2 separate regions of the Homo sapiens genome follow, and region 1 is linked to region 2. Evidence: read pairs that join two places in POLR2A ChIA-PET (ENCODE). Cell type or tissue: GM12878. All regions are shown on one strand. Region 1 overlaps CBLB (Cbl proto-oncogene B). Region 2 overlaps CBLB (Cbl proto-oncogene B).

What was found. Peaks named below come from ENCODE experiments on the same cell type or tissue, not always from the same donor. Only the 100,000 strongest peaks of a DNase experiment are listed, where the experiment ranks them.
Region 1: POLR2A ChIA-PET joins it to region 2 with 5 read pairs; 3 of 35 experiments call an interaction of 5 or more read pairs at or near these places.

What each region holds. Positions count from the first base shown.
Region 1 is chr3:105,705,884-105,708,383 of GRCh38, forward strand. The region is part of intron 10 of CBLB (Cbl proto-oncogene B); the gene reads right to left. Among named protein-coding and RNA genes, the nearest start is that of CBLB, 160 kb to the right of the region's middle. In GM12878, no CTCF peak of the experiment used is centred here; no DNase peak of the experiment used is centred here.
Region 2 is chr3:105,829,760-105,832,259 of GRCh38, forward strand. The region is part of intron 3 of CBLB (Cbl proto-oncogene B); the gene reads right to left. Among named protein-coding and RNA genes, the nearest start is that of CBLB, 38 kb to the right of the region's middle. In GM12878, no CTCF peak of the experiment used is centred here; no DNase peak of the experiment used is centred here; H3K27ac peaks cover 987 bases.

The DNA.
Region 1 (2,500 bases), 120 kb before region 2:
CCAGCACTTTGGGAGGCCAAGGCAGGAGGACTGCTTGAAGCCAGGAGTTTGAGACTAGCCTGGGCAACATGGCAAGACCTCCTCTTTACTAATTTTTTATTTTTTTTAAATTAGAATGGTGTGGTGATACACGCCTCCAGTCCCACGACTCAAGAGGCTAAGGTAGGAGGATTCCTTGAGCCCAGGAGTTTGACTCTACAGTAAGCTATAATCGTACCACTGCACTCCAGCCTGGGCAACAGAGCAAGACCCTGTCTCTAAAAAAATAATAAAATAAATAAATCTGAGTAGCTAAACAGAAGACTATACCTCCGATATGCCTGAATATTGTCATGACATTACTAAACTGCAAAGTCTTTGTCTCTGTTGGTGCCGAATAACAAAATCATTCAACAAAATTCAACATAATTTTACATTACAATTTTTAGAAACATTTCTTTTTTAAAAATTAATGATTCTTTTTCATTTCTTTTAGCTCGGTTATGGTAAGTCAAAAAAATTCAATTGTCACTGAAGGAGAAAATAAAGAATCTCTATAGTCACAAACTGACTTGAGTACAGCCAGTGATTCTTAACAAAAGAATAGTTCTACCCAGAAAGTCACAGGGCCTCACATGTTCCATAAATTTGAACCTTCTGGAGCAAAACTAATCCCAAAATCATCATAGATCAGAAAAAATTCCTCATGTAAAGCTATTTGCATCACAGCATCTTGACACTGTAGATCAGCAATTGTCACAGGACATCTAATTCTCCACCATTCCTATTAGGATAAATTATATTCTCTGAGAACTAGAAAAGCTATTACCTGAAAAAAATGCTTTGTTGATATGGCTACTCTCCTTTACAAAGAAGAATCAAGAAGCAAAGCTATCAATACTGTTTCTAGCCCAAACAATATATTTTTTTATATATAGAAAGAATGCACAGTTCTTTAGTTACTTGCAAAAACACTTTTCAGGGCTAGATGTACACACTGCAAAGACTGCTGAATGAGACCTGTGCTCCTCCAAGCACTTTTTTTCTGCAAATATTTTCCTACTTCTCTCATTAACTGAAACAAGACACAGAATTGTGATAGAGCTAACAGCCCATTATCAGTATTAGGACTTGACTTTCACCCTAGATTGGATTAATTACTAATATTTAAGCAGTTAGTAAATTTCTAGCATGTTTAAATGGGGTAAATTTGATTTCAGATGTGTTGAAGAGCCTGTTGGATACTGAAAGAGTATAATGAAAATCCTCAGAACAGACATCCAAACCAATGTGTGTGGCAAAGTAATAACCTTGAACTTTTAGATACTTCCAGACGAGCAGGCTCTCTGAAGCTTTGTGAATGTAATTGGAAGCATATCTTGCTTAGCGCAATTCATACTGTGTTCTGAAGGTGATTATGTACTGTCCTTTTGAAGAATTAATTCATTTAGAAGCTACACAGTATCTGTAAGTTGGCTTAGTTAGAAGGATTTTATGGAGAGTATGTGAAGAAAAAAAATATCTTTCATCTTTATTGATTATATGTACTAAACTCACCAAACCTCATTTTCCTGAGTTCTCCTAAATTAGAGTAAAATTCCTACCTAAGAGTAGATAATTTAACAATGCTCTTTTGATAGTAATGCATTATTCTTTGCTGAACCTTTTACTATTTTTAAAAACAATTATGCAGTTAGTGTACTGAAGCTTTGCCTTAACTTTCATTGCTGGTAAAATTCAAACACTATGAAGATTTGTAAACATTTTTAGTAGGTAATGTTCATATAGAAGGTCACTTTTAATTTATTTGAGTCATCACAAATTGTGTTTTTTCCTTCCTATTTGAAAGTCTACGGAAAAAAAGGAAATCTAGCACAATGTTGCACAATCCAGTCCATAATTAATTTATTGGATGAGATATTAAAAATTCAGGACATCAAAATTTATCAGCTCACTTTAAAGAATAAAAAGTCTGCTCTTTTTTATCCTTCTGAAAATAAAAAAAAACAAAGTACATCAATTCAATGTAGACCAAAATTATTTCTCCTTTAAAAGACAATGCTGTCTTTTTGTAATAGCTGCATTTTTTATTTTTATTTTTGCATTTTAAAAGACTAAATTCTAGAGTAACAGACTTTTCCCCTGTACAGGTAATCACCAGGTAATTCAAATGCCTCTATAGCTGGGACCTGAATGTGGGAATTCATCTTTAGCCCACCAGTTCATATTATCCCCTAAATTGACTCCTTATCAGCCATTTCCTCCACCCTTTTCTGGGCTTTCTTCCACAGTTCTAATCCCCAGCTCAAATCACCCAGGCCATTTATCTTTTTCTACATGTGATAGGTGATAAAGGGAGCTGTTGGGGTAAAACAATAATAACAAACAAACATAGAGCCAATCCCCTGGCTCAGGTTTAAATTCTAAGACTGTGAACTGTGCTAATTATCACTTACTGATTTGTCCACTGTTCCTCTTAATCACTACTACTTCCATTGTGTATAAAAATGCAGACCAAATA
Region 2 (2,500 bases):
CTATTTTTCTTCTACATTATTATACTTTTGAAACATTTCTTTATATTTCTAGTTAATTATCCTACTGCAAGAGAAATTCTTGCTATTGAAAGCCATGATAAGAAGTGTAAATCATCTATTACATATATTTGAAGTGGTATCTTCAAATAGTTTTAATTTAAGGGGATATCTCATTTCATATGTAATTAGTCAGCACATGTATAAACCCAAGGATCCCAACTGTCAGATGTATTTTATTTGCTTCCCTTTTCACTAGAATTCTTACTCTGGGGAATTCCAATGCCTTAGGTGTTATAAATGAGAACAAAGAAGAAGGAGTGATGCAGAGTTATCACACTTTCTACCTCCTCCCCTGCCCCTGCCCCAGTAATGCATTGCTGCCAACATCAAAACATCTTGGAAGGCTGTCCAGGGTATCGTTACCTTACAAATCCCCATGAACCATGATGAGAAAAGCCTACTATTAATAAATAAATAAAGCCACGTAATAGGTGTCCAAAATTGCCTAATAAGATTGCCCATTGTTTATATGACAGACATTTAGATCCTTGTACTCTGTACTTAATTTCCTACCAGAAGCAATATTTCCTATCAAAGACTTTTCCTTTGTTGTATGTAATAATTTCCCCTGACTCAGCACTATAAGGATCTGAATGTTTTTCTTCTGTTACAGGAAGCGTTGGTAACCCGGATACAGAATCAATCTTATAAAGCATCATATAACAAGAAAGATCAGTCAGACTTAGTCATGAAAGACAGGAGCCAGATTAAAAACTAGGTATTTTTTGTTGTTGTCTTAAAAGACCAATTTCTGTATCTAAAAGTTTGTTTCCAATAAATAAGTAAATAATTTACAGTCTAATATTAAGTTGTAAAGTTTAAAAACAGTAAAAATCTGTTTATATAATTTCAGAAACAGAGCCATTATCAAGTAAGAAAGTAAGACACATGCCATGTAATGGAAAGCTTATCTAAAGAGTAGCCTAATGTGAAGTACAATGTCTACTTCTCCTTCAATTAAAGCACAATGAACCAAAAACCACCAAATTTATGTCAAACTCTGTTCTCAAAAGTTGGTCAATTCATTCATTCAGATATTAACTGATTGCACATTGTCCATATAGCATGTAGTCTAGTGTAAATATAAAACATGGGAAGCACCAAAATTATAATTCAGTGACACCAAACTTCTAAGTGACTAGAACTTAGCTGAGGAGACACGGCTGACATGAAATATCCAAAATGCAAAACCTTGTCATTTAAATACGAAATTGCATGGTAACCAGAGTAACTTCCTTTCTTGTTTTATTTTTTCTGATATATACTTCCCCCAAACCAGACCATACACATAACCATGTTCATGGTTGAAAAATCAGAAGAGCAGAAGAGAAAAAGTGTAAAAATGAAAACACAATCCTTCAATTCCTCCACTCCTGAGATATCCAGCACCAAAGAACCACAATACAATATGCTTTCACATATTGTATTCTAAGCTAGGCGTATACTCCCATTCCTTTAAAATATCTTCCATGACATCTTTTCCTGCCTGTATCTCCTACCTGAGCATTAGCTTGGGGAATAGCTCAAATACATTTCCCCATTGAAAGGATGGGGATCTCCAGGTGGGCTCAGACCGCCAGGCGGGCTCAAATGCCATCCTCCGTGATTCCTGAAAATTGTGAGCTTCCCTCAAGTAGAAATGAGAACCTGAAGCATCAAGATAGAACTGTCTCTACACCACCAACTACAATGTTCTGACAAAAAGTAAAAGCTAAAAAATGCTCAAGTTCTAGCACTTGATTATTCAGAAAATGCTTCAAGAATGAGAACTTCAATTATACTTTGAAAGACAGTTAAAATTTGTTGGGGGAGAAAATAAATCATCAGAAAATATTCACAATACTAACTGTGACAACCTATTTGATAGGATGGTCAAAAAAGACCCATCTAAGGAGGTGATATTTATGCTTAGATCTTTATCCCTCCCCTGAAAATATGTAGAATCAAAAGAAAAACTTTTCAGGAAGGCAAAGCAATTTGAGGAGGCAACAAGTAGAACATACCTCAGAACTGAAATTAGACAAGTGAGGCTGAAGTTTAAATGTTATTCAAGAGTAAGCAAGAAAGTCACACATTATGTTTTTTAAATTATTTCCAATTAAGGGAACCAAATAAAAATACACAGAGGGATACTGAACAGTTAAGAAAAGAAGGTTGCAGCCAAAATGCTAGTCAAAGTAGTTTCAGGTTGATACAACAGGAAATTTTAAAAAAAAATTTAATTATATTAAATAGAGCTGGCATAATATAATTATTAAAGCAATGGATGAAAATTCTTTAAAGAAGGTATAAGGTAATGCCCGAATACTACTCACCTATTTGATGAAAACAGATGTGTACCATAAAAAGATTCCCATATACAATATACGACCCATATACAACTAAGAAACTACCCCAACAGCACCTCTGTTATAGCAATTTTGAAATTTTAATGTCCACT